3 separate regions of the Homo sapiens genome follow, and regions 1 and 3 are each linked to region 2. Evidence: read pairs that join two places in POLR2A ChIA-PET (ENCODE). Cell type or tissue: MCF 10A. All regions are shown on one strand.

What was found. ChIA-PET counts read pairs that join two places held together with the same protein. Peaks named below come from ENCODE experiments on the same cell type or tissue, not always from the same donor. Only the 100,000 strongest peaks of a DNase experiment are listed, where the experiment ranks them.
Region 1: POLR2A ChIA-PET joins it to region 2 with 7 read pairs; 2 of 35 experiments call an interaction of 5 or more read pairs at or near these places.
Region 3: POLR2A ChIA-PET joins it to region 2 with 5 read pairs; 3 of 35 experiments call an interaction of 5 or more read pairs at or near these places.

Annotation. Positions count from the first base shown.
Region 1 is chr1:51,568,612-51,571,111 of GRCh38, forward strand. The region is part of intron 2 of EPS15-AS1 (EPS15 antisense RNA 1); the gene reads left to right. It also overlaps a transcript of OSBPL9 not described here and the pseudogene CALR4P. Among named protein-coding and RNA genes, the nearest start is that of OSBPL9, 47 kb to the right of the region's middle. RefSeq lists enhancers at 647-696, 857-1,016. In MCF 10A, a CTCF peak has its summit at 837; a DNase peak (open chromatin) is centred at 1,350.
Region 2 is chr1:51,689,592-51,692,091 of GRCh38, forward strand. The region is part of intron 3 of OSBPL9 (oxysterol binding protein like 9); the gene reads left to right. Among named protein-coding and RNA genes, the nearest start is that of OSBPL9, 74 kb to the left of the region's middle. In MCF 10A, no CTCF peak of the experiment used is centred here; DNase peaks (open chromatin) are centred at 790 and 1,250.
Region 3 is chr1:51,749,792-51,752,291 of GRCh38, forward strand. OSBPL9 (oxysterol binding protein like 9) reads left to right here. Exons shown (of 24, transcript NM_024586.6): 8 at 354-404. Among named protein-coding and RNA genes, the nearest start is that of MIR761, 85 kb to the right of the region's middle. In MCF 10A, no CTCF peak of the experiment used is centred here; no DNase peak of the experiment used is centred here.

The DNA.
Region 1 (2,500 bases), 120 kb before region 2:
GCTGGAGTGTAGTGGTGCAACCTCAGCTCACTGCAACCTCTGCTTCCCAGGTTCAAGCAATTCTGCTGCCTCAGCCTCCTGAGTACCTGGAATTACAGGCTCCCGCCACCACACCTGGCTAATTTTTCTTTTTCTCGAGACGGAGTCTTGCTCTATCAGCCAGGCTAGAGTGCAGTGGTGCAATCTCGGCTCACTACAACCTCCATCTCCCAGGTTCAAGCAATTATCCTGCCTGGTATTACAGGTGCTAGCCACCATGCCTGGCTAATGTTTGTATTTTCAGTAGAGATGGGGTTTCACCATGTTGGCCAGGATGCTCTCGAACTCCTGACCTCAAGTGATCTACCCGCCTCAGCCCCCCGCCACCCAGAGTGCTGGAATTACAGGGGTGAGCCACTGCACCCAGCCTTAACTTAATTTTCAACCTTACCTCCCATGTTACCACTCTCACTATCCAAAACACACACGTGCTTAAGTAAGATCTGGACTGCCCCAAGGAGGCCTAGTTACATATTTAGGTTACAGATACAACACTCTGGACACATTTCAGATGCTAAAAAAAGGTCACTTCCTTGACCTCCTGTGCCTTTCTCTCACTGAGGCAGAGTACAATGCCTTATTGTAGTGTACCTGTGAGAGGGTCTACGTAGCTGATGACCTCCTTCTCCTCTTCTGAGAACTGGAAAATGTCTCCCTGTGCTATAGATTTCTTAATATGGTACCATGTGCCTCCCCACCTCTGTGGTTTACTTATATTAACATTCAGGTTTAGAGTTGCTTTTTTCAGGTCTTTGAAGAGTCCTGCCACATGGAGGCGGGGTGGAGTTATCATATTAGACATTTTCTGTTCCAAGTGAATCTGAGCGTTTTCAACAACTACAGTGGCTGTCATTAGGACCTAATGGAGCTGACAGTGACTGCTATCAGAGAGCTTACCAAACATGATGTGATACTTGGATCCTGAGTGCATATCCTCCTGGTTCAGGGTGGCAGGAAAGAGTTTTACATATCCGCCACCACAATACTTCCTTTGCTTGTGTTTTACTGAAAACTGAAACACCAAGGTCTCATTCTCATTGCTGAATGCTTCAACCTGGTTGAGAAGGCATAAAACTTGGCATGTTCACTGGTTTGGAGACCTAGAAGCAGAAAGCACAGAGTCTTCAGGCTTAAATACCCAAAAAGCAGCCAGAGAGATCCAGCACTTGACCTCACCAATCTCTGGTATTTTCTTCCATACCTGTGCTGAAAGCTTTGCACACATACTTTTATTCAAGCCTCAGAGCAACCCTGCAAAATGAGTATTATCTCCACTTTACAATCAGGAGGCTGAGTCATAAGGAGGTGAGTCACCTGCCTAGGGCCACATAGCTAGCAAGGAGCCAAGCTGGAATTTTAAGCCACGTTTGTCTGATTCTTTCTGCATACCATGCTACCTCTGATTTTCAAGAGATACTTGAAGACTGTTCTACAACTTTACAAAACAAAGGCCTGTTTTTCCGAGGCTCCCCTGGGTGACCAGAATGAGGTTCTACCATACAAAAATGCTGTGGTAGAAAGAGCCCCTGCACTTTCTGGACATCTTTCTACCATAGCCTCGTAGATCAAATAGTAATCACTGCTAACATTCACTGAACACTTACTCGTTACCAATGTGTTTCATTCACATATATTACTACTGTACTTAATCTTCATAATAACCCCATGAAGTGGGTTCTCCTAATTTCTCTGCTTTATCATGAAGCCATTGAGGCTATTTCACTTGTGCAGGATCACTCAACCAGTTCATTTAATTCTAGAGCCCCCATCTTCAACTATAAGACTTTACTTCCTCCTCCAGAGAGTATCAGGGTAATAATAGATCTCAGAGCCTTTCTAGTCTAACCACATTACTTTATAGATGAGCAGACCAAGCCCCAGGGAGGAAAGGTTACTTACTCAAGATGACAGAGTCACAAATGAAATCATGCCATACAAGCAAAGTCTCCTGGCCTCCAGGCTAGTGGTCTTTCTATTATTCCATGCTGCTGCCCAGCTTACTGGTTAGGGCTCTGTTAACTCTCTGAGTCTCAGTTTCATATCAGCAAAACGTGGAGAATTATTCCTATCTCATAGGATTCCTGGTGAAGGTCAAGTGAGTAAGAGATCTGAGAAGTACTTTGTAAACTGTCAACATAAAATGTAAGGGGCTATCATTATTCGTACTTGGTGAGGTTCCTTTTTTTTTTGGAGACGGAGTCTTGCTCTGTCGCCAGGCTGGAGTGCAGTGGCATAATCTCGGCTCACTGCAACCTCCGCCTCCCAGGTTCAAATGATTCTCCTGCCTCAGCCTCCCAAGTGGCTGGGATTATAGGTTCCCGCCACCACGCCCGGCTAATTTTGTATTTTTAGTAGAGATGGGGTTTCAGCATGTTGGCCAGGCTGGTCTCGAACTCCTGACAGGCGTGAGTCACCACACCCGGCTGGGTCCTTCCTTATGATCCCACAGCTCTCTGTACTT
Region 2 (2,500 bases):
CCTGGAGAAGGAAGGTTAATATTCAATAAAACCTCTTTTAATAAGATTCTTGCAGAGGTCAAGTTTACCAAATTTCAGGATTAGTTGAGTCTGAGACTCTTCCAGCCCCAAATAAAATTTTGGTAACCTACCACCTCCTAATCTGATTTTCTTCCTGTTTTCTCTATGTTATAAAACAGCACTTCATTTACCCAATTAGCCAAATTTGAAGCCTTCTGTTTCCCTAAGTCTACATTCCCTACATTCCTCTCTGTATCTGATGAGTTACCATGTCCATTGGATTCCATCTTTTCTTTATCTCCTGTCAATGACATGACCCAGGTTCATTCTTTCTATAGCTTTTTAAGCTTCCTGTTCTCCCTTTTTCTGGATTCTTTTCTGCCAAAGCAACCTCCTTATTGACATTTGAGTGAATTCTCTAAAACCATCCTATTTCTAACATTTTTGTAGTCCTTTCGGTATTATATTAATGTATCTTAAAGATTAAAAACTCAAATCCTGATTTTTCTAGATTTCAAAATTAAGAAATAATGACCTAAGATTAGGCCTTCTCTGAAGCCTAGAGTTAAAATAGGAAATATTTACTGTAGGAGCTACATTTTTTAGGATATATTTACAGATAAATTTGGTGAGGCTTTCCATTGACTAGTAATAATTTAACTAAGAAGCATGTGATTTTAGAATGAACTGAAAAGAACCCATTAATCTACATTTGGTTTTCATTGTCTGCTTTGAGTGAATCACTGATACCTGGTTGCCCACTACAGTGCTGACTTTGTTCCAGAGACTCACAGCATTGCCTCATATTGTCGAAGTGGAAGTTGTGGGGGAGGAACACTTGTGTAAATATTTGCCTGCATTTTATCTGACAGTTTTGGAGACTTCAGCTAAAACTATTCATAAATTGTTGAAAGATCCAATTGTGGCAGCTTTAAAAGGATCATTAAGCAAAAATAAAGATTTCTTAGGAAATCTAATTTTAGTCTCTAAATATAATAATGGAACCCTGCACTGAATAATAAATTAGTGGATCATCATTCCTCATTCAGCAAATATTTATTGAGCACCTATATGGGTGGCATTATTCTAGGGGCTTGGGATACATCAATATATAAAACAGATAAAGATCCCTGCCTTTGTAGAGCTTATATTTCAGAAGCAGGAGGGAGAAATAAACATGAATAAGTATACAATCATGTGTTGCTTAATGATGGTGATCGGTTCTGGGAAATGCGTCATTAGACAGTTTCATCATTGTGCCAACATCACAGTGTGTACTTACACAAACCTAGATGGGATAGCCTAATGTACACCTAAGCTACATGAGATAGCCTATTGTTCCTAGGCTACAAGCCTGTAGAGTATTACTGAAGTAAATACTGTAGATAGTTGTAACACAATGATAAGTATCTGTGTATTTAAACATAGAAAAGATACAGTAAAAATATAGCATAAAAGATAAAAAATGGTATGCCTGTATAGGGCACTTACCATGAACGGAGCTTGCAGGATTGGAAGTTGCTCTGGGTGAGTCAGTAAGTGAGTGGTGAGTGAATGTGAAGGCCTTGGACATTACTGTGTACCACTGTAGATTTTATAAACACTGTACACTTAGGTTACACTAGATTTATTTAAAAATTTTTTCTTTCTTCAATAATAAACTAACCTTAGCTTGCTGTAACTTTTTTTTTTTTTTTTTTTTTTTTGAGATGGAGTCTCACTCTGTCGCCCAGGCTGGAGTGTGGTGGCATGATCTCGGCTCACTGCAACCTCTGACTCCTGGGTTCAAGCGATTCTCCTGCCTCAGCCTCTTGAGTAACTGGGATTACAGGCGAGCGCCACCATGCCCGGCTAGTTTTTGTATTTTTAGTAGACACGGGGTTTCACTAGCCTAATGTACACCTAAGGCTGGTCTCGAACGCCTGACCTTGTGATCCACCTGCCTCGGCCTCCCAAAGTGCTGGGATTACAGGCTTGAGCCACCGCACCCAGCCATTAGCTTGCTGTAACTTTTTTTACTGGATAAGCTTTTTAATTTTTTTAACTTCATGTCTCTTTTGTAATAATACTTAGCTTAAAACACAAACATATTGTATAGTTATAAAAATATTTTCTTTATATCCTTATTCTCTAAGCTTTTTTCTATTTAAGATTTTTTTTTATGTTTTAAAGTTTGTTTTTTTTTAAATGAAGATACAAACACACACATGATCCTAGGCCTACACAGGGTCAGGAACTTTAATATCACTGTCTTCTGCCTCCACATCTTGTCCCGCTGGAAGGTTTTCAGGGGCAATAACAGGCATAGAGCTATCATCTCCTATGATAACAATACCTTCTTCTGGAATACCTCCTGAAGGACCTGCCTGAGGCTGTTTTACAGCTTTAAAAAATAAATAAATAGAAGGCATACACTCTAAAATAAAGATAAAAAGGCTGAGTGCAGTGGCTCACACTTACAATCCCAGCACTTTGGGAGGCCAGGCAGGAGGATTGCTTG
Region 3 (2,500 bases), 60 kb after region 2:
GAGTTTGAGGCTGCAGTGTGCTATAATTGTGCCTGTGAATAGCCACTGCAATCCAGCGTGATCAGCATAGTGAGACCTTGTCTCTTAAAAAAAAAAAAAAAGAAAAAAAAATTAGATATTATTTAGTATAAATTAACAATTTGTGGCATTCGTTAAAATTCATAGAACTGCTAATGAATAACTTCATTTGGCATTATCAGCATACTAGAACCCACTAGATCCAAAGAGGATATTTCTTGTGTAGTATAGACTTAAACTCTATACATCTGAACTGATTTTTATATTTTAAGCTTTAACATTATATATCCATTTATTTGAGCCAAGATCCTAAAATCAGTGTTTTGTTTTTATAGAGCATGGTAGAATCAATTAAACACTGCATTGTGTTGCTGCAGATTGCCAAAGTAAGTAAATTTTACTTTCAATTACCTTTGTGTATGGAGTTCAAAAATTATAATGGCGTTTTTCTTTAATAGCAAAAAAACTCAGATCTGAAACATAGTACCTTTCTACATTAAACTGTATTGTGAGCTTATTCTATGGAACAACTGTTGTGTTTGGCTATTATCTTAGCTACTGTTTCTGGTAATGTCATTTCTGGTAGCTGGGAAGGAGGGGAGCATGTTTGAATGACTCATCCCTTCCTTCCATTTTATCCATTATCACTGCTTAGAACAGGGACATATTTTACAAAACCTTCCACAAAAAAAGTTTTTCTTAGAAAATAGAGAAGTAAGTTCTGACAGTTATTGTCCATAATGAAGAATATAATAGAGATATATTTTTTAAATTTTTACGGATTTTTTTCTGGTAGTGAACTACGTTAGTGGATTTTAATTATTCTTCCTTATTCATGAAACAAAATATATTTTGAATTATTGTGGGTTAAAAATTTCATATATGTTGTCTCTTTTTCTGAAAAATTTTGGTGTATTCAACCTAAATATATATTTTATTGCCTGAGAGTTTCTGAAATAAGAATATTATTGTTTGAGAATAGGAATTTTTAAAACTATTTCTACCTCACTACACCCCTTTATTTCCAGCAAGTGGCTAGCAAGGGGTGGGTGACCAGCTCCACAGCCCAGTTGAGAAATGTTGTTTGAATGAGTTTATAATTACTCATCTCTTTTACTTCTTCAGTTGCATATGTTTGTTTGCCAAATCATAGAGACTTTTAACCTACTGTTGTTAATGACACAATAGCATAGGACAGTCCATTTGCATTTGGATAGTAAGGATATTTAGCTTATAAATTAAATGGGGCAATGTCATTTTCTTTTGAGGCCTGATTTAAAATATATTTTTTATTTTTTGAGACAGTCTCGCTCTGTTGCCCAGGCTGGAGTGCAGTGGCACAATCTCAGCTCACTGCAACCTCTGCCTCCTGGGTGCAACTGATTCTCGTGCCTCAGCCTCCTGAGTAGCGAGGTTACAGGCATGCACCACCACGCCTGGCTAATTCTTATATTTTTAGTAGAGATGGGGGTTTCACCATGTTACCCAGGCTGGTCTGAACTCCTGGCCTCCCAAAGTGCTGGGATTACAGGCGTGAGCTACCAAACCCAGCCCAATGTATTATACTTAAAGTGTCAGAACTTAGGGCTTATGTTCTGTTTCTAGATGTTAGTGATATCTAGATTTCCTATGTATGTGTCTAAATTTTTCATTTCCTGTTGTAGATCATAGTATATTCCAAAGCCAAGCAGAAGGAAAGATAGGATTGGAGGCACAAAAGAGATAAAGTTTTTATTTTAGTTTTTCTTGGCTCTGGAATTACATAGGTGAGTAGAAGCACCTATAGTTATCCAAAAGCTTACCTACAGATAACCAGTAAACCACACCATGCCCTGTTTGAGTGACTAGGTATTTTAGGGAATACATACTGCCTTCTATTGAAGATTGGGGAAGCAGAGGAGCTGATACAGTGTTTAAGCCAGTTTGGGTGATCTCTGAAAATCATTCAGGACTTTAGATAGTTGTACAGTAGGTCAGCCTAGCCTATTTCAGTAGCTCACTGTTTAGCCACTCATCGAGAACATTTTTAGTGTAATTTGTACTTGCTACCTGTCTGTGTTAGCCCAGCTTAATAAAACTACGTTTTAGGGTTCTTCGCAATGGATAACTTGGATCACGTAAATGAAATTTGGCCTTTTATTTATTCCAGAAGGAAGTTTTATTGTTGTTAAGTCTTCTTATGTACAAATACAATCCTCAATTATATTTGTACTGTATATGGACTCTGTATCTTTAAACTTAATTTAAATGTAAATGAGACCGTGTCACTTGCCTGCTCAAATACCCCTGATGTTTTCCATCTCATTTGGAATGAAATAGAAACTACTTACGTTCACTGCCCTCTTACCTGTCTCCTACCCTTGCTTGGTCACACCATTCCAGTAACATTGGCTCATTTCTTTTTCTCAGGCAAGACAAGCTTCCCCCCTCCACCCCCGCCCCCGGCTTTAGGGATTTTTACTTGCTGTTCCCTCCACGTGGA